2 separate regions of the Homo sapiens genome follow, and region 1 is linked to region 2. Evidence: chromatin loops called from intact Hi-C (ENCODE). Cell type or tissue: Caco-2. All regions are shown on one strand. Links, peaks and the distances in the headings refer to the core of each region. The heading gives the core; the rest is flanking DNA. Region 1 overlaps LOC105370455 (a long non-coding RNA gene). Region 2 overlaps SLC25A21 (solute carrier family 25 member 21).

Evidence for each region. Peaks named below come from ENCODE experiments on the same cell type or tissue, not always from the same donor. Only the 100,000 strongest peaks of a DNase experiment are listed, where the experiment ranks them.
Region 1: it touches region 2 in a loop (5-fold over the local background); 2 of 110 quality-filtered maps call a loop at or near these places.

Annotation. Positions count from the first base shown.
Region 1 is chr14:36,643,264-36,654,336 of GRCh38, forward strand. LOC105370455 (a long non-coding RNA gene) reads right to left here. Exons shown (of 2, transcript XR_943758.3): 2 at 10,529-11,073. Among named protein-coding and RNA genes, the nearest start is that of PAX9, 13 kb to the right of the region's middle. RefSeq lists enhancers at 4,089-4,918, 10,682-11,073. In Caco-2, for the core only: CTCF peaks have their summits at 3,977 (motif pointing right) and 4,865 (motif pointing right); a DNase peak (open chromatin) is centred at 4,878; H3K4me3 peaks cover 1,719 bases; H3K27me3 peaks cover 115 bases.
Region 2 is chr14:36,766,995-36,778,067 of GRCh38, forward strand. All of the region lies in intron 3 of SLC25A21 (solute carrier family 25 member 21), which reads right to left. Among named protein-coding and RNA genes, the nearest start is that of PAX9, 110 kb to the left of the region's middle. In Caco-2, for the core only: a CTCF peak has its summit at 6,200; DNase peaks (open chromatin) are centred at 4,517 and 6,287.

The DNA of each region.
Region 1 (11,073 bases), core at 1,449-9,448, 120 kb before region 2:
CTCCAGCATGGGTGTCAGAGTGAGACTCCATCTCAAGAAAAAAAAAAATTCATTGACTTTCATCTGGTGAGGTTGCTCATGTCTGTAATCCCAGCACTTTGGGTGGCTGAGGTGGGAGGATCACTTGAGGCCAGGAGTTTAAGACCAGCCTGGCCAACATGGTGAAACCCCTGGCCAACATGGTGAAACCCCGTCTCTATTAAAAATACAAAAACTAGCCGGATATGGTGGTGCACACTTGTAATCCCAGCTATTCAGTTGGCTGAGGCACGAGAATTGCTTGAACCTGGGAAGTGGAGGTTGCAGTGAGCCGAGATTGTGCCACTGTACTCCAGCCTGGGCAACAGGACTCTCTCAAAAAAAAAAAAAAAAATTAACTTCTATGTGCAAGACACAGGAGTTTCAGAGTGAATCAGACCTGTTGGTTCCTGCATTCATGGAGCTTAGAATCCAGCAGGAAAGGACAGTCAAACTCATAGAGGATGACTTTGCTCCATTAGGCTCTGTATTATAAACCGAGAAAAGCTTTGCTGAGCTCCTCTGACAGAGTAAGTTCAACATCTTTTCTACCTGGGAGCCCTTCAAATATTTGAGGACAGCTATGCCATACTTTCTAAGCCTTCCAGTCTCTATCAAAAATTCTAGTTCCATAAGCCATAGAGTATGACTTTGGTTAGAATCCTTTACCATGTGTGGCTTCCCTTTGCACGTACATACCATCAACCTATCAATGTTTGGGGAGACCAGAAACAAGACTCGCTCCCACCCCGGTAAAGAAAATAACCCTTATGCTGAATACTCCACTTCTATTTGCACAAACTAAGAACATTAACATTCTAGGCTCATGCTGAGTTTACAATCAACTGTAGGCCCTGAGATTACCTAAACTGCCATCCCTGACGGTATCTTCATACACTGGTTCAATTATTTTGTATCTGAGTGTAGAATTCTATATTTACTCATATATTGATTAGTGTTATTTATAGTCAATTATTCTGCCTATTAAGCTGTTTTTGTATGATTGCGTCCTTTTTCTAATTTCTTTTTTCTTTTTCTTTTCTTTTTTTTTTTTTTTTTTTTTTTTTTTTTGAGACACGGTCTTACTCTGTTGCCCAGGCTGGAGTGCAGTGGCACCATCATGGCTCACCACAGCCTCGACCTCCTGGGCCCAATCCTCCTACCTCAGCCTTCCGAGTAGCTGGGACCACAAGTATGCACCATCATGCCTGGCTAATTAAAAAAAAAAAAAAAATCTGTAGAGAAAGAGTCTCTCTATGTTGGCCAGGCTGGTCTCAAACTCCTGGGGTCAAGTAATCCTCCTGCCTTGGCCTCCCAAAGTTCTGGGATTACAGATGTGAGCCACCATACCCAGCCTTCAAATTTCTTATCCTTTCTAATGTCATGTTTTCTACATATGAGAGCATTCCAACAAGCTCTCATCAGCCTAAGACCACCCTTTGGTGCTCTCTTGTATTCCATAGCATTTTGTATCTAACTCCATTACATTATATTATTGCCTTACTGTGATTATATTTTTACGTGTCTCTTCTCTCACTTATCTGTGAGCTCGTTAAGCACAATAGCTTATCTACCTTTGTATCTCCACTATTAAGCTCAGTTCCTGACACATAGGCTATGCTTAAAAGAAAAGCTGTTTATTTCAAAGAATGAATGAATGGGCCACTCAACCATTATGTCACCCAGGCCACATCGGTCCCAAGGTTACCATAAAATAGTTTATCAAATGCCTTATTGAAACACAAGTCTGTAGCTCTCCCAACTCTGCTACCTTCCACTTTAGATAAAAGTCACTTTATTTCTCTGTGTCTCCAATTCCCCATATGCAGACAGTGAAAGTTTATCAAGATTAATAAATGAAATAATATATGTAAACATGCTTTGCAAAACTGCAACATGTGCAAAAGTAAGATATAAGCATCCCCTCATTCTAGCAGCCTTATCAAAAAAGAAAATTATGTTTATTGGCCTGGCAAGAGCTGTGATTTGTGGCTTTCATTTAAGGGCAGGAAGCAAGCCCTCTGAAAAGAGTGACAGGGAAAGGTTAAAGGGATAAAGCCTGGAGCCAAATCCACCACAACCCCCTCCCCAGGCTCTACCGCACTTCCCACTCCTCTCCTCCGGCCCCCCACCCCATATGAAAGTTGATGCCTGTTATCCAGGACCTTTCCTTTTGGCTGGCCTTTGGGGTTTTCCAAATTCTGTGTTGAAGGGTCCAGAGAGGGTCTCCTGCCAATCCTTGTTTGAGTGGGCCTGTTGAACATCTTCAGCAGGACATCAAAGGGTACACAGTGTGAATGGGGAATTGTCTTTAGGAAAGAAGGAAGCAGAGAGATGGACAGACAGGTGGCCCTGCCCTACTGACTGGGTAGCAGCACGTGCAGGGTTTGCTGTGTTACAACAGGGTATGATTGTGAAGTACCAGCTGCCTGCCACTATTTATGGACATCTCTTTTTCTGGCTGGGTATTTTTGCCTTTTGATGATACTATTGTCCTCCTGAAGCTACAAGGAAGGAAGGAAGCTACAAGAAGGAAGGAAGACCATACCACATCAGGTGAAACATCCAAACAAGAGAAGGGTCCTCAGCCACCTGGGTTCAGGAATCTGGAAGCTAGGTTTCAGCTCGGCTGGAAAATCCACTTCCCTTGTGGCCTCCTTCTCCTAGACTTCTAAAGAGGATTTGTATTTCCGTGTCCTCAAGCATGGAAAAGAAAATCTGCCTTTGCCAGCAAGAAACAGCCAGCCCTACAGAGAACCTGAGCTAAGAGGAGTATCCTGTCAGCCAGATGTTTCATCTTGTCTGTGAGGGCATGTCTTTCTCCTTTGTCATTGTACCCCAGCACCTCACACAGTGCCTGACACATACCAAATTCTCAATAAATATGTGTTAAATATATGAGCGTGCTATTCTAGACTAACGAAAATGGGTACTTATGGCTCCTTGGGCAAAGCTTTAAAAGGGCAGCTATGCCTCCTCAGTTCAGCATTAAAGTGGCTGCATAATTACAGCAAGAAGAAACCCAGAGTTGTTCTGCAGAGCTAACTGGACAGGAGGATCCATCTCCTGCGTTCCACACTGAGATTCTCCCTTCACAGCCTTAGCTGATCTTAATAAGATGGGCTTATAGCAGCTTACAGGAGTGCAGAGGCAGAAATTAGCTAGCACTCTGCTATTTTTCTATTCAGTGCTCAATGACAGAGAAGCCCAAGTTCTCAAACTGAGTCAAAGATGAAGCCATAGAAAAGAACTCCTGAACGAGGTTCCCCTCAACAGTCTTGACTGTTATTACCATCAGAAACCTAACTCAGAAAACTGTGCTTTCTATATTTCTGAGAAGTTTTGTTCCCTCTGTCTGATCTAATTTCTTTTTTAAATGTTACTCTGAAAAAAGAACGTCTAACCTCTTTGGCATATACAAGAGGAAAGGGTCTCCCCTTTCCAGTGGTGGTGTAGAGAGCGGCTGGGTTCGTCCCTGAGGCCGGAGTGGAGATGACCGCAGCCAGGGTGGCCCTGCTCAAGTTGGGTCAGCAGAGCAAGGTTCCTTCCAGAGGGCTTGCCCCCGGGACAACTTGGAGCCTGCTTCTGGGGAGCCACACACGTCCTCTCCCACTTCTTGCTGGAGACTTGGGGACGTGAAGGGGGGGTTCTGTGATCCCGGAAAAAAAGTAACTTCTCTTGGTAGGTGATACTAGGCAGTTGCGTCCCGGGGAGTCCCCGCCTTTCTGCGCTTCCCCTGACGGGGGCACAGGGGCCGGCGTGCGTGTGTGGGTACGTAGCTCATCCCGGGGAGCTGGGATCCTCTTTTCCGCACTTGGGGAAGACGAATGCCGACCATTGGCTCAGACACCATACCACACAGGCATTTCTGGAGGCATTTCGCGGCGTTATTATGGGAAGTTGCGCGGACCGGGGCCTTCGCGCTACAGCCGAGGAGTCTCAGCGCCTGCCAGGCGGGAGCCGCACTTCCGGCGAGGTGTCTTCGGGAGGGGGCGCCACAGCCCGTGGCAGTGCCGGCCTCCCGCCTTAACCAGCCCGACTCCCGCCGCGCCAGCACCGTGGGGAGCGAGTGGGTCCCGCCCGGCCGCGGCCTGGACCTGGCAGCCGGGCTTCGTGGGCGCTCTGAGCCGTGGCCCGTGGCGCGGGGTGATCCTTGTGCCTGGCGCCGGCCTCAGAACCCCGTTTACGGCTTTCCGCGCATACGGAGGTTGCTGGGGACCCCGACACCTGCGCGCCCTCGACTGGGGCCCGCTCCAGCAGTGAAGACCCAGGCCCTTCCCTGGGCCGTGGCTGCTCTTGGTGCCTCATGGGAGCGCCCGGGGTAGGGACTCGGCTAGTGACCTGTAGGACATGAGGGGCGAGCTGGGAGCCGATTCGCCCACGGCGTCTCCTTCGCCATGGAGGCCCCCCACCCATTCCACTCCGGGGTTGCGGCCACGCACCATAAGAGCACCTTCAGGTCTGAGCTCTTTAGGGGTGGGAGTAGGCAGTTCGTGAGTCCGGGAAGGCCTGCGGGGTTTCCCGCCTGCTGCGGACTTAGCGTGGGGCCGACCGGGGCTGGCGAGGGCTGGCGAGGACTGGCGGGGACCCGCGGGGCTGAGCCAGCTCTCGCGAAGCCCTCAAGTGAGGAACGGCGCTTGTGGCTGCGCGCTCTCCGCAGCCAAGTTGCAGGGTCCAGCAGGGGCTCAGGTCCTGTTCCCTCCGCAGATCCCGGATCTAGGGCTCTAGTGGTCTCGGCCGGAGGGAAGGTGACGCGCAGTGGGCGCAGACGCAGAGTGCGGGGCGCCGAACGTGGGAAGGAGCGGGTTCAGCGCGCTGGTGAGAGTTTCAGGAAATCCGGGAGAGGGCGGTATTTACCAGTCCCTTCCCCGAGAGCAACCAGGCAAATCGGGGAAGGTTAGAGGTGGGGGACCTGCCTGAGCCGGGACAAAAAACTTTGGAGCTAGGGCCTTCTAACCCTGGAGACTTGCCGACTCCGGGGCGGGCTCTCGCACTCAAGTCCCGAGATGGGATGATTTTCCAACTTTCGTCCAGCCTCTCCTTCCGCTCCCGCCGCTCTGCTAGCACTCCCGCACTCTCTCCCTGGGTCACAACCCTCGCCTGCGGAATACCTGTCTGAAGGGCGCGTCAGTAGAAGCTTCGTTTCATACTACCTTTCTTACTGTTCTCTTCATCTAAATCGCAGGACATTATTCTCGGCTTCATTTCCACATAGCATTCGGCAGTGGACAAGGAGTAGGCGGACCCGAACCTGAACCTGACAGCTGATGCCGTGAAGTGGACACTTGAAGTTCTTGGTTTGGCTTTAGGGAGCGTTTAGGGAATGTGTTAGGCAGCAATCGGGCAAGCATGAGCTGTAGCCCAACCCTTCCCTCCGTGGGAAAATTCAAGTTAGGACGCAATGCGAGGCCTCTTAAATCTTTAAGATCCTCGGGTCAGCTCAAAGAGTCTTTAGCAATTCGTTGTTTTGTCTTGAGACCATTATCGGTCCCTAAGCACCTAATTATTTAATGGCAGCCCTCTGGGTATATCGGGTAGACTGATAGGTCTTATCTAACATTCAAACACAAGTTTCTGGAGGAAACTCTCATCTGACTTCCTCCTTTCCCACCCGCCGCCCACTGTCATTTATTTTATTAAATGGAACCCATTTAAAATCCAAATTTATAATTATTAAAAAGCAGTCTTATTACATATTCTTGAAGATTTGGTTGTGTACGATCATTTAATCATGTAGTTTAATTTCTGTGTTGTTCCCACATTGCCAACTTGATGGAGGAGAGCAGACCCGAGGACTTTTCAACCTCCAATAAAAAAGAAGAGGACTTTATGGCTGGGGTGAAAAGGGGCTGGTGAGCTACGACAATGGGGCAGCATAGCTTTACTATGTGCAAAAGCATTCAGACACATGGCGACCCTTTTGCAATAAAACTTTATTGATGATCGTTTGAAAGTTATGGCAACTCCAAGGTTATAAAACTTGTCATAAAATACCAAGCAGTCATTAGTTTACCTGACCTCATTTCAATATAAACTTCCACAAAACATTTTATTTTGTTCCTTCTTATAAGTGGAGAAAAGAAGTTGAAGAGGTTAAATACAGCGGCCCATTATTGAGGATCCAAAATCTGCAATTTGACACTCTGACCTTCATCCCTGCAAATAAAGCAGTAAAATTTACATTTTATTCTTTAATGTTCCGTTATTGCAGAAAAGTTAATAGTGTGTAAATGTTATTGTAGAAAAGATAATAACAGCTATGTTTTAGTTCCAACTGCCCATTTTTAGCACATAACCTGTGTTTAATTTTGGATGGAGACTTTTTCCTCTTTGGAAGATTTGTAAGATATATTTAACAATTATTAAAGAATATTTGCTCCCCGAGCTATGCAATAGAAGTCTAAGAAGCAAATGGCCACATGTTGTCATGTGACCTGAAGAGTTGTTCAAAATATTCAATTAGTATTTACAGCTATTGAGAGGTTAGATGACTAATCACTACCTCTTGCCACCCTCAGTCATGAGCTTAAAGAAAGGCAGCTGCCCTGAGATTGGCACGTACAACTATACTACAGAAAATAACCCAAACTGATGTTCCAAGAAAGCTCCAGGAGATAAACTGGAGTTTGTCAAAATCATCATTTCTGGTCCAACTGTATGAGTGGACTTAAACCATGGATCAGAGAACAGCCACAGAACACTGATAACTTTGAGTGGCTTCTCATCGCTCCAAACTCCACTTTGGATTGGCTGAAGCTCGTGTTTCCTTAATGCTGTGTAGCTAAGGCCAATCTACCTGCTTTTGGGGATTTGTGAGCAAGTACAGATGGCAAAGGTTGACTTTGTGTTAGCTGCATGGTGATTTCTCCAAAACATGTAAAAGTCTGGATATACTTTTTCACGGATTGTTTAAAATATAAGCTCCAAGATTGATCCAGGCATATATGCATTTATGATGGGTTTAGGAATCTAGATGAAGAAAGCTAACTCTTTAGGACCTCGCTGGAACTCTTCTTGGTAATGTTATGCTTAGTTTCCTGGTGTGCTTTCAAGTATTTCATGGAATTTTAATGAGAAAACAACATTTTAAAAACCAAAATCTTATGTAAAATGCTGCTTTCTTCTAGGGAGTGTATGGGTGCAGAGTGTGTGTGTGTGAGGGGGGTGAGAGAGAGAGAAGAAAGAGAGAGAAAGAAAAAGAAAGAGAGAAAGAAAAAGAAAGAAAGAAAGAAAAAGAAAGAGAGAAAGAATCTCAGAGAAAGGAATAGGGATGAAGCTAAGGGAAGAGAGAAGTATTGGATAAAGTACTATAAAAAGCAAACTCTCCTAGTGTCCATAACTTTCTCTAGTTGGCTGGTACAGTTTGCAGTAATTTTCATTACCGTTTCTTAATGCCAGGTTCTCAGACACAAGTGATAATATGCATCAAAATAAAGACTTTGTGTTTCCCCAAGTCAGTACTGACTTCCAGGGAGGACAGGGAAGAAAGGGCCTATGGACCTACAATGCAGCCCATAGGCTGAACACATATCTTTAGCAGACTTAAGAAGCAAATAAGGGGTCTAAATTCAGTCCTTTGAGCTTGACATGTTTCTGAAAATCTCATACTGTGGGTTATCTTCAGAGATAAGTTGACAAATTTTTCTTATAAATGAATTGATTAAATGTATTGTGACACACATATATATGCAAACTTGTTGGCAATATTTGTTGTAGCAAAAATAGCAGTGAATTTAATTTACAATGTTTATATCCCTCTGCTATTAATCCCAGCATTCATTTGGGTTTCCCTAGATGCCTGGAGTGGTGGGAGTGGAGTAAGGTAAGGGAGAAAAAATGTCTTCTCTTTAATCTTTGACAAAAACAATTCCCTCTCCCCTTTTCATCTTCCTTCTCAAAATACTGTTCTTCACCCAAGAACCAGCTATTCAGACTCTCTATCTTGATTTTCACTGTTGTCACAGTAATATATAATGATCCCCATTCTGCTCTACCTAAGTATTATATTTACCAGAAAGTTGTGGTTATCAAAGAAGCATCCATTTGGATTCACCTTTCTGAACTACCCCTCTTATACTATATTCTGGGGAAGGCATGGAAATGACCTGAGTTGATTTCTAAAGTGTTTTTCATGTCAAAAAATCATAAGGGACAGTACATCATGCACACACTTCCTTTTCTTATATTCTGTTTTGTTCAAAGACATTAGAAAATGTTCACGAGACACCATGTCCTCCTTCAAATACTTTCCTGAGTTATCTGGTTAATTGAGGCTTAGCTGTATAATGAGAAGCATGTCTTCAGGAGGGCTTTAAAATATATGTTTGGGATTTTTTTTGGACAGCTGGGTGATAGAGTTGTGAAATCCCAAATTATGCCTTGAGTTCTGGTGACACGTCCAGGCTGCCTAGCTTTGCCTTCATCATTTTTATTGACACAAAAAATGTTCCTATAGAGGAAAAAAAGTGCAGCTTTTATGTAGTGATATCCAAGTGTATGTTATTCATTCCTTTTACAAAACTCAATGTATATTTTGCCCTAAGGGTATATATTTCTCCATGAGACTAATTGCTCTAATAGAAATAATGATGTCTCCTATGTACCTAATACCTTTATCCCCCAAAACCCTCATGTGCCTTAGCAGTTACATGATGAAACACACAGATCATGTGCATGTTGTGGCCAGAAGCCATGGCTCAACTTACACACAACTCTACCAGGTTAACCCTCTGTTTTCTGTGTGTGTGTGTATATGTGTGTGTATATATATATACGCTTTGATGTAAGAGAAACAGAAAGTCTTAAGTAATTTTGTTTCACAGCCAAAATATTATAGATAAGTCTGGTTGTAAAAGAAAACTCATACTTTTAGCTACTTTAAAATTGAAAGAAGAGGTAGGGAAGACTTTTTCTGGAAGTTATAATCCTTATATGAGCTATGTCTGAATTTTCAGAATACAATTTAAATAACACATCTTTCTACTGACTGTATTTTTTCCTCTTGGGAAAACTGGATGGATAAATGTTAAATTCTAAAATAAAAATTGGGGAAGGGTTGAAGAAAATATACCTACTTACATCAATTACCATTGAAGAACTTCATTTTGTATCAGAGTTGGAGAAATGTATAGCACTGATCTAGAATGCTACAGCTGGATTTAGAGAGTTTTAGGTACCTGGAAAATCTTCGAGGTATTTACGGTGTCTCTCTCTTGTTTTGAATTGCTTTTGGTTACCTATAAGTTAATTTGCTTTCTTTAAGTTTTAAATCCATTTGCCAATGCATGCAGTATAGTACTTTCATCTAGCAAGAAAGTGCTAAAATCTACTGGCATGAAACATTCAAACTGCAAATGGAAAATCTGCCCAGTCAGGTGGTGCTCCAGCATTTCCCCTTTAAAACACAGCAGCAGCAGTGCCTGGTTGCTGGAACTGGTTGTTGGCTTTGCTGGGGAGGCTTGTAAATGTACCATGCATTATACAGCCTGGGAAGCAGGGTGATTTGGACAGACTAAAAGAATTTTGACTTTTCTATGTTCTGACTTTCAGGGATTTAATTTTTAGCCTTAAACTGGCATTATGAAGGTTTTTTACATGGAGTAATGGGATCATTATTTCTTTTCCTAGTGAAAGGGGTGTCTCCAAGAATGGAAACATGTGGCAGGGCAGAACTCAATCCCAGAGGAATTGAATATGAATCACTCAGGCAATAAAAACTGCTAAGGGAATCTGTGTTGTCAGCTTGCCAGAACATCAGATTCACACCTCTGGTCCTGCAGGAAGGTGATATGGGGCTTTTCAAAGGTCCCCTGTGGCCATGACCTTGGTTTTCTATCCTTCTAAGGAGTGGCTCACTGGTCAGCCAATGTATTGGGCTGGCATTTTGATCCTGCAGGAAATAGAACTAGCCTTCTTCCCCAATCCTCTATATCCACCCTAGGAGTCTGACAAGAATGGTAGCCTCAGTGGTATGGCTGCATCATGCATAGGACACTGGTCCAGCATTTCTGGTGCTAATCTCTGGTTTTGCAATCCTTCCTCTCCCCCCTGCAGCCATTAAATTTACAGTCTGAATATGGCATAGAAACAGAACCCAAACTGTAGCACTTTAATGCGTAAGAACTGCAGTAAACAGAACTGTAGGAATTGGAACAATACACGAAGGATTAGTATTGTCTAAAAACCCTTCTTTATTTTTCTAAATTTTCTGCTCAAGAGATTTCTTTGTCCTTTTTGTCTACTATGCCCTTCCTTGCTAATTAGTCTGATTTTTATTAAATGTCCTGCCAGTAATATGATTTTTATTAAATGCACTACCAAAATGGATTACGCAATGACATTATGAACTTAAACATCTTTAAGATTTAAAAATGTGTAGGTAGCTTCACTGAATAAACAACACTTTACAAATTATTTTTTACCTCTGTGCAAAGGACAGTGCATCTGTTGAAGAAAACCAGCAACACTTGCTTGATTCCCGCCCCCACCAAAAAAAATGGGCTAATTCATATTAATTTAAAAACATTTTATTGATGAAAAATGTGAATCATATGCAAGCAGCCTTTTCCCCCCCTCTCTCGTTAGAAAAAAACACAACAGTTTGTACCTGCTGGCAAAATTGGTTTACTCTGCAAAGATGGTACTGTGTTTTACCCCTCCTGGCTTATTAAAGAGTTAAACACTTTTGAAATTATATTTATTTCATTTTTACATTTCTCTTCCTTAGCCTCTGTGTGTCCATTGAAAACATTGTTGGGTCCTTTAACAATTTTCCTAGAACTGCCTTCCAATCGTGTCCATGGAGAGGTGGTTATACTCTGTTCTCCCAGTGGCTCAGACACGCAGCTTGTCTAGAAAGCCACAGCCGCTGTGGAGGAGGTAAGAGGTCAGCTCTTTCGTTGGTCCTGGTGAGGGTAAAATTTTTAGGCAGGAGGAGCACTGACTGGCAAAGGGAAGAGGAAAGGGTTCGCCCTGGACCCCACAAATCCGCCTCTTGGAGCAAACAGCCTGCAGGTAGAGGGGCCTATTAGAGCCTGCCCAGTTCCCGGGAGGGCC
Region 2 (11,073 bases), core at 1,223-9,222:
TGACCATATACCACCATTATATTGCTATAAGTACAAACAATTATGACATAATATCAGGCTTGTGGAAAACACTAAAATGTTCTTTTTTGTCTTACTACAAGCTTTCTAATTTTATTCTATTTTATATTCAGTGATTCTTGTGCTTGTTAATTTTCTAGCAGACTTAAAACTCCTAGATCAGCGAAATTTTTAAAGCTATCTGGTATCTCTCACAGTACTTAGTAAACTGGCTTTCATATAAAAAGTGCTCAAAAAATTAAATGGAATTGAAAGCAGAAATGCTACCACACTGTATCCTAGCCAGAGAAAACAGTTCTACATCTGTGAGTCCTGTATAAATCTATGAAAGTGAATCCCGACTCTTTATTCAGATTTTGTTTTGAACTCACAGGATGGCTGCATGTGCACCATGTAAAGTCTCTGTACCCATGAGTATCTCCTCTTAGAGTGGAAAATAAACTCTGGCATTACTATTTGCCTTAGAGAGAAGCTAGGAAGATCAAGTCTATAAATTGTGTGGTACTTTGGGAAAGTCAGCGTAAAAGTAGAAAGCAAGAATCTGAAACTAGTTATTTTAGGGAGAAGGGAACCATCAAATCTTGAAAAGTTGGAGTGAGTCAAATGTGTAAGATCAAATGTGTAAATCCCAGGCCTGCACTTACTCACTTCTTGTAGCGAATGCTCTTTTCCTCCCAATCCATTATGCTAATACATATGCCACATTTTATGAGGCCAAGGTGAAAATGAATCAGGCTCTATTGTAACTAAGCCTGTTTAGCTGACACATGACACCCAAACGGATTTCTAGCCCAGCAATTCAGGCCCGTTGGTATCTGCTGGGAGGTGATAAATAATGAGGTAATCACAAAACATTGTCTCACCAGTGAGGAGGTGGCAAAACAGGCTTTGGATCTGAAGTTTTAACCCTTTTTGACTGGACATCTGGCCCTGCAAATATTGCTGTGATTAGGCTGTTGTAATCCTGGCCCACATCTGGGCCGGCTCCCGTGGCACAGTTTCATTGAATTTTGCAGTGTGGAAAAACATGTCGCTGCCTGCAGCTCTGTACTCTAAAAATCTTCGGCATTCCAATTGGCTCTTCACATTTCTGTGGCCCTGGAATCACCCACTGGCAATAGCTTTTGCTTACTGGCTTCAGTACACTTGGGCTTTATATTGTAAATAGCAGAGGAGAGGCCCAGGCAGAAGCCTAACTTGTTGACCAAGAGAGGGTGGAAGAAGGGAGCCAGGTGCAGTTTGAGAACCAGCAAGCTAGAGATACACATAATATCAGTTTCAGTGTCAAAACGAACAAAGGGAGAAGCAATTGTGCCACTTTCTATTAGCCTTAAAACAATAAAGAGAAAACCAGAATTGGTAAGCTGACAATGACTTGAGTTTGATTACCAATTTTTTTAATTATTAAAATTTTTATTAAAATGATTTCAATGAAACTTTTTAATAGCACTGCATCTCTCTGTCATTCTCACCCCACCGTCGCCTCTTCTGACATACACAGGCTTTCTAATTGTGGCTGCAGCATCCCTACTATATATGTAATCCCTCAGGCTGGGGCAATAAGCCACAAATTGCTTTCAGCTGACTGAAAGTTGCTTTCAGACAGACCTGGATCCAAATCTCTTCAGGTTCTGTGACATTAGGCAGGTTACTTAACTGCACTAAATCTTACCTTCCATGTCTGCAAAGTAATACGGCAATGGAAGTCATATTATAAGGTTGTTTAGAAGAGAAAATGAGTTAATGCACGGACAAAGCTAGCACAAGACCTGGTTAAGTACCTGATAAAGGATAGCTACTGGCTGGGTGGCATGGCTCAAGCCTGTAATTTCAGCACTTTGGAAGGCTGAGGCAGAAGGACTGCTTGAGGCCAGGAGTTCAAGGTCAGCTTGAGCAACAAAGTGAGACCTCTGTCTCTACCAAAAAAAAAAAAAACAAAAACCTATATCTATCTATATCTATATCTATATCTGTATCTATATTTACTGTAACAATCACTTCAAGGTAATTAAAAACTCATGTGCTAGACTGTCTTTATACTGCCTTCACAAAGCAATGTGACATTGCCTGATGCAATGCCACCTGGTATTGCTGCAGCTGTGGATAAGGGACATAGGTGATGTGGCATTACTGAAGTGTCAAGGGATAACACACTCTATTTGGCAGTGTGATCACGGGGCTCCTCCTCAGATAATGCAATTCAAGTTTATTTGTCTTAGTTTTCTATCGTGGTGCTTTTGAATATTTCTATTCTATTTCCAACAATGACAATTTTATTTTCTCCCTCTGGGAATTGTCAGGGCAGGCATGTTCTTCCTCTCCCTTCAATATTCTCACGAATGGAAGAACTTGTTCTTGAAAGAGTTGTCAATAGCTCTTCAAGTATTGCTGTTTTAAAAACTATCAGTTTTGAAGGTGGTTCAGAATTTAGAAAATTTTAATGTAGCACCATTGGAAAATGATTTAAATTAAAAATACTAGTGATTACAAAACAAAGCTAAATTCCTAAAAATCCCTAAAAATCCCGAGGAGAATCTACTCTCTTCATATTATTTTTTCCATATTCTACAAATGCTTAACAAGGATGGCAATTTATCTTTGCGTGGTGCATGTTTACATTTTTCTCCTCCCAAGGGTGTATTAGGATTTTTAACTTTCCCTTTTTGCTTAAAATTCTTTTTAAAATATGTAGACTCATATTTTTCCTACAAAAATAGAATTCATGACAAGAAAACTGAAGATATCTCTCAGAATATGAAACCTCAAATGTCACTGAAATACTTAAATTCTAATGTCATTTCTATTTTTACATTTCTTTAATTAAGATTTCTTACTCTTACACCTCTTTGGGAACTACAATTACTTTCTACCATATTTAGTGTTGTATCCTCACAGGGCCTATCATGGATCCTTGTGTGAAGAAGGCACAGTCCACATTTCCCATCAAGTCAGAGACTTTGGTATCTTTGAGAGCGGCAGCCACATATCTGTAGTAAGCCATCTAGAATCCATCCTTCCCCAGTCAATGGGCTCTAGTCTAGACCAAGCTTGGAACATAAATAGCCTTGCTCGCACTATTCACAATAACAAAGACATGGAGTCAACCTAAGTGTCCATCAATGGTGGACTGGATAAAGAAAATGTGGTACATATACACCATGGAATACCGCACAGCCATAAAAAGAGCAAAATCATGTCCTTTGCAGCAACATGGATGCAGCTGGAGGTCATCATCCTAGGCAAATTAACACAGGAACAGAAAACCAACTACCACATGTTCTTACCTATAAGTGGGCGCTAAATATTTAGTACTCATGGACATAAAGATGGCAACAATAGACATTGGGGACTTCTAGAGGTGGGAGGGAAGGAGGGAGAGACAAGGGCTGAAAAACTGTTGGATAATATGCTCACTACCTGGGTGATGGGATCATGTGTACTACAAACCTCAGTATCACGCAATACATGTACAGTAACAAGCCTGTACATGTACCTCCTGAATCTAAAATAAAAGTTGAAATTATAAAAGAAAAATAAGAATCGTCCTGCTTGGTTTACATCTATTTCAGAAAGCATTACACTATATATACACAGCATTTGTTGTTGATTACTTGTGATTTCTGGTGATTTCTATAAAACGTTAGACATCAGGCTCTTGGTGAGGCATATAATCCCCTATTACAACTGTTTCTATGAGGAAATCAGACTTGACTTATGTCTTTCTTACTTAGGTTACCTTTACTGGGAGTGTAGGAAGATTTGGAGACTGCCTGGATTTCATTTTGCCATATATAATTATGTTATGTGTATAATCAGTCTTAAAAACTTGTTGGCCATATTCTATTACTCTTGTAGCCTTCTTGACTTTGTGCATATCTGTTTTATTTAGACGTTGTTTAACTTATACTCTGGTGTCCACCTTATGCTTACATGTAATACTAGTACACCTCTCCTCCTTATCAAGAAGTGTAAATACAAAGGCCCTTCTTGGGATCAGATCTAAGATGCTGCATTTTGACTCCACAGTACAGTAACTGATATGTCAACATTCCACTGTGATAAACAAGAGGTGAAGATGTAGGTTTTCAAGAATAATCTCTTGTTAGATCAACTTTTGTTATCTGACAGCCCATCTGGTCTTTGGCCTGGCTGAAATATTTAAATCTTTAATATGCTTTTAAAGAATTATTGCCTAATATTTCCTTTAATTTGTAAACCTCAGCATTCTTCAAGTACTGTATGAGTCTTACAAAAACAGAAACACTACAACTAAAAAAAAAGATACAAAATAAATCACTGATTTAATCGTATTTTTGCAATTGTCATTTTTGGATGATAGCCAAGAATAGATTTTTTTTTGGTGGCACTTATGAGTGCAAAGTACAACTCCTTCCATTGTTATCAGAACAAAGATCACTTACTTTGAATGGCTCAAGGTATGTAAACACAGCTGGTCCAATAGCTTGAGTGGCAATGAAATACAGTGCCACGGAAGAGATGGGTTCATGGGTGACGCAAGGACTCAGACGCTCTTGTGCAAAAAGCCCAGAGGCCACAGTTTGTCTACTCCTGACTATGAGGACAAACTTGAACTCTCTAGAGAAGAGTTTCTCTCTTGCTAAACCATATAGTTTTAGAACTATATATAGTTTATTAGATTTCCCAGACAAGCAAAATTTCAAAACATTTGGGGGACTTTTATATAAAGTTGCCAACTTTTAATCTTGCCAAGCAAGAAACATAAAAAAAAAAAAACTACTGTCTCCATCATTTTATTAAAAGGGCATTTTAACATAAAAATATTAATAAGGAATAGCCCTTTAAATTGAATACATCTGAGCTTTACAAAAAAACTCCATCTTCTCATTTTGCCCTGTACCGAAGAACATTTTGTACACAGACTCTGGTGTCTGGGCTCATTGGGCCTCATCTGTGTCTGATAATTGCTGATGACCAACGAACAGAGGTCTGAGCTCGCGAGCAGCATAAGGTGGGGCACACCATTTTCCTTGGGGCCAACGAACAGGAAAGTTTGCCAAACCCTAAGATTTCACATTCCTAGATTGTGCCACTTCACGGCCACAGCTGGGCCACAGAGCACTGCTTACAGGCCATATGGACTCTGTCAGGAGCAAGTTTTGCCCCAAAAGCCTACATAGGAAGTGAAAAGGGAGAGCTCTTGTAGCCTGGCACTCAGCAGCCATATTTCAAGTGTAGCAGAAGCAAAACAAGGGAAAATTTTAAATTTAAAATCTCATTCAGACCTTCCAAAACACGTTTGTAAATCCTTGATATTTGCAAGGGCTAAATCCTGAGACATAAAAAAATCTCCAAATCCGTGAACATGGAGATATTTGCACAGGCTTCTGGCTTTTTCCAAGAATGATTTCTTTTGAAACATATGCATTTCCAAAGTCTATCTCTTCCCACACCAAGTCAATGTTTTTGAAAGATTTATTCATGTTTTATCTTTCATAGGATGACTACTTTTCTTTTTCATAGAAATCAAGTTTTTAATCACCCTAAGAGTTAGTGCTTATGTGAAGAGCAGAGAACAAAAAAAATCTGATTGGAGAGGGATGTTGGGCGGCTGACTAGGCTAACACACTAGCTCCTCAATCACTCCCTAACACTAGCTTCAAAGTACATATGATTCGAATTTGAACCTCAGCAAAACTGCCAATTAACACATCACAAACCTTCATGGTCGATTGCAAATATTCAAAACCTAGAGTGTTAAATCTGTGAATACCAAGGCTCCCCTGCATAGTTCTCTGGCAGTTCAGTGTTACATAATTTGGGGTGAGAAACCCAGGTTGCTGTTGGGAATGGTAACAATCAATAACTACATCTTCCTTTGTTGCAATTCTAAGCACAGTAAAATAAAAGCATAATATGTTTTTAAAAATGAACATACCGATTGCCTATACAAATTGCCTCATTTTCACTATGAACTGGCTTGGTGATAAATGGAAATTATGAATTAAGAGATTGGGAGATTGCTGAACACCGTTCAGAAGAAAAAGATGGTGAAAGTTCTCTTTTTCTGCTGCAGTACTATGCTAAAGAAAAAATATCTCACATTTACCAGCATTCTTGAGGATTTCATGTTCTTTCAAAATAAACTTAAAATACTTTGCTTGGTTGCATGCACGATGACAGATTTCGAGAAGGAAAAAAAAAAAATCAGCTACCAGCCACTGGGTGGCTAAACAACCATGTAGAATGTTGTGTCTTCTCAGCTGTGAGTGATGAGTCAGACCCGTCAGACTCTGCTGTGATAAGGGCCTGCCATCTAGGGCATCTCACATTACCAAAGCCATATCAATTAACATTCATCTGGGAGGACCCCTAAAGGCTTATAACTGATAAGCCACAACTAGAATATGTGATGGAGAAAGACTCTGTGCTTGTCTCATCCTCAGATTTCTTTGGTCTCAGAGAGAATATGTTCAAAAGTTTAAAATGCAAAAACAACATGGATCTATTGAGTATTAATTTGAAATCTAGAACTGTATTTTGAATAAGGTATAAAAGAAGAAAAACAAATGATCCTTGTCTTAAAAGAGCCCAAAATCTTGTTGTGTTGACAAAAAGCAGCATACTAACAGCAAATATAATAGTAACATTTTCTGAATTACTATTTACTGACTCACCAGAGATCCACCAGTGCAGTTTTGCTTAATCCTCATGATAACCCTATGTGGAGAGTTCTCACGTTGTCAACAGGATAGAGATGAGAAGACAGAGGCTTAGAGAAGTTAAATAACTTACCCAGCCAGGTCTCTATGACTCCAAAGCACATGCTCTTGCCCATTACATCATCCATTATAGATACATACATCCATTCATAATGGTAGGGAAAAACGGAATTGCAACAAGATGATGGTTCAAAGGTATTCACGGATGCTTTTTGTAATGAATACACATGAGTTATGTTTCATGTCCATCTGATGGACATTTGTAGATGTCTTGAGTTAATATGTCTACTTCTGCTGAGCAGATGAGAGGAATTCCCAGATACCAGCTCCAATGCCACACTCCTTCCTCTATGGAGGGAACTTCTAGGAGTGCTTTCTTTGTGTTCCCCCAATAGCACGTCCCCTTTTACCATTTATTCAGTGATTTATGTAGTTGTTATAATTCTCTATTAGACTGCAAGCTCTTGTACAAAAAGGATTTGGTTGCTTTCTTAATATTTAGCAAGTGTTTTATATATAATAGAAACTCGACATTTGTAAATGCTAGTGGTCTAATCAATTACTCAGCAGGTATGGGGAGTAGTCAACTAACATGTGCTCTTGGTTTCTTTGATTATATTTTAAGTTTCTGCAAAGTGCTTCAGCTTATGTGTTAGCAGATATTCCATGTGACATTGCAGAAACTATTCAAAAAGTTTATTTCTCAGTACTTTTCCTGAGATTACTTCTGGGAAAGCCAGTATGAGGAAAAGAACTGATAGATCGTTAGGTAGATTTTGATAATATATTCTGGACTCCAAATTCTAAGATGAACAGAAGGCTTTATATCCATCTTATTAACACAGGTTGAGTTTATTTTAGAGACTTTTTTTTTTTAAGACAGGGTCTCTGTTGCCCAGGCTGGAGGGCAGTGGTGTGATCAAGGCTCACTGCAGCCTTAATCTCCTGGGCTCAAGGATCCTCCCCCTCAGCCTCCTGAGTAGCTGGGATGACAGGCATGTGCCACCACACCCAGCTAATTTGTTATTTTTTGTAGAGAACAAGGTCTTGCTATGTTGCTCAGGCTGTAGAGACTCTTTTTAAATGAAAAACAAAGAGGTAAAATAAGGACTCGGATTTCTTACCTTAGTAATATATATTGTGTTGTGTCAATTCTCTTGTCATTTTATTTACACAAACTGATACAAATTAAAGCAAAAAGCTAATGTTTCTATTTTAGAAATAACGACAATTTAAAATATTTTAATAAAAGTCTAAAAACTTTTGAATTAATTCCAGTGGTACTTATGTACAATATAATTTTAATCACTTTTATAGCATAATAAAATTAATAAGTATAATAACAGTAATTACACACTCATTCTTATCTTCATGAGATGGTATTCCCTTCACTCAATAGTTGCATATGGAGAATTCTGTAATTGCTTATTTCCAAAGAACTGTTTGAGTAGAACTTAGTCCCATAGGACTTATAAAAAGAAGTATGTTCGCTTTACTGAAAGGGTGAGTGCTTGCCACTCAGGAAATCAATATAGAAAAGGGGAAGAATAGAAACTCAGTCCTGTGTTTAAGCTTGGTTCCCAGAATATTTAGATAGATTCACTCTTATGAGCTACACACAATAAGAACTGTCTAAAGTAACCAGGGAAGTGAAGTTTGTACAGCCCTCCCGAAAAAAATCGTTTCCCAGCTAATTTATATAATATTACAAATTGACAAATAGTTAAGGGCTTCCCAAATCAAACACAGTCAACTGTGGTTATAGAAAACAAAAAAACACTGATTTGAGCATTGGGCTGCCTCTAGGAGGGCATCTGCTGAGCACGGGGTCTTTCATTGCTAAAGTCCCTGGCATAGACATCAAGAGCAAGACTTCGAATAATGGGTGGGTATAAAATCCAATCTCCCATTGAAAGGATAAGAGTCTTTTATAGTTCATAACCGAGCAACCAACAATTAACTATACTTGCCTGTCCCCAAATAGAGGGGCACTCACTCTACTTTCTCCCGTTGTTAAAGGCTGTGAGTGACCTTTGTGCCAGTTGCCTACATTTAATGAGGATTTAAGTTCTTCCACTTTGCACTCATCAATACTAGCCATCCTATTTAACAGGTGCCCTACCCCCACCCAAATACCCTGGCCTAATACTTCCTTGACTCCTTAATTTCAAAATTCTTTACCACTACCTCATTTTTGCAACCTGTTCCCAAGGCCTGGACATTGGATCACCTGGAATTGAGATACCTGGAGACACTAAGGGTTACCACCTCATTTTTCTATCCTTGCCCTACCACTTTCACTGCTTTGGTTCAATAATACCTGCTTTTCAACCTCATCCACACTTTCTCATTTAATCTCTCCCACTAATTCCAGTCTATTGGAACTTCTCTTGGAAGAGGGGAATTCCTCTTTTTGTACTCTTGGTACATTGTTTTTTTTTCACAACCACACTCAATCCATCAATTCTTGAAACTTTGAAACTTCCCACCAACTGCTTTCTTTTTTCTTTTTCTTTCTTTCTTTCTTTTTTTTTTTTTTTTGAGATGGAGTCTCGCTTTGTGGCCCAGGCTGGAGTGCAGTGGCTCGATCTCGGCTCACTGCAAGCTCCGCCTCCCGGGTTCACGCCATTCTCCTGCCTCAGCCTCCCGAGTAGCTGGGACTACAGGTGCCCGCCACCATGCCAGGCTAATTTTTTTTGTATTTTTAGTAGAAACGGGGTTTCACCGGGTTAGCCAGGATGGTCTCGATTTCCTGAGCTCGTGATCCACCCGCCTCGGCTAGGATTACAAAGTGCTAGGATTACAAGCGTGAGCCACCGCGCCCGGCCCCAACTGCTTTCTTTGTTCCTATAATCACTGGAGAATATCACATGACCTGAAGATTGATGCCTCCCCAACTGTAGGGTTCCCTTGTCATCTGGAAACACAGTGACTTTTGACAATCCTGCTATGACTTCCTGGTCCTGTCTTCCATTCTTCCAGGTGGTATTTGCAACCTTCATGCCACTTTTCTTAAGTTCCCTCTTTACTCTCAGCATATAATATTGCCTTCTATTTCACAGAGTAAATAGCGATTATCAGAAGGATATCTGTCAACACCCAGCTCCCCACCTTCACATCTATTTACCTTCACACATCCTGTCTCAGAGAATTAGAGATACCTCCCCTGCTAGAATGTCTTTCTCTACTGACCTTGTTGGCTCATGCTTCCTGAGAGGTCTTGATCTGCCAATTATCCCCTTTCTCACATAAAACCTAGCTTAAGGCTGGGCGCAGTGGCTCACGCCTGTAATCCCAGCACTCTGGGAGGCCGAGGTGGGCGGATCACGAGGTCAGGAGATTGAGACCATCCTGGCCAACATGGTGAAACCCCGTCTCTACTAAAAATACAAAAATTAGCTGGGGGTGGTGGTGGGTGCCTGTAGTCCCAGCTACTTGGGAGGCTGAGGCAGGAGAATCGCTTGAACTTGGGAGGCGGATGTTGCAATGAGCTGAGATCATGCCACTGCACTTCCGCATGGGCAACACAGCGAGACTCTGTCTCAAAAAAACAAAAACAAAAAACACAACAAAAACAAAAAGCCTAGCTTAAGTCCATCACATCTTAAATAAACAAACAAACAAAAACAACAACAACAAAATGACCTCTGTAATGAGTTGGATAGTGGCCCTAAAAAGATACGTCCAAGTCCTAACTCTTGGTATCTGTGAATGTGACCTTATTTGGAAACAGGGTCTTTGCAGATGTAATTATGTTAAGAATCTCAAAATGAGATCATCCTGGATTAAACTGGGCCCTAAATTTGATGCTGGGTATTCTTATAGAAGCCAAAAAATGAGAAGATACTCAAAGAAACACAGAGGAGAAGGCCATGTGAAGATGCAGGCAGAGCTGGAATTATGGTGTCACTAGCTAGAGTGCCAAGGATTGCCAGAAGTCACCCAAAGCAGGAGGGGCATGGGATGGTTTCTCTTTCAAAAAGTCCAGAAGGAACCAACCCTGAAGACATCTTAGTTTTGGACTCTGGTTCCCAGAACTGTGAGAGAATGAACTTCAGTTGTTTTAAGCCATGTGATTTGTGGTAACCTGTTACAACAGTCCTAGGAAATGAGTACATCCCCCATTCCACAAGCCTCTTTACTTATTAATGATTTTGTTCTGTTTAATTCCCTTCCATGAACAGAATCTATACTCACTATACTGTCTCCCAACCTAGCTATAACACTGAAGGTGCCCCTCAAAGTCATTATCTTTCAACTGCCATGTCTAATGAGAACTCCCATTCCTTACCTCCCTGAGCTCTCTGCTGTGTTCCACACTGCTGACTCCTCACAGCTGTCTTCTCCTTTGGTC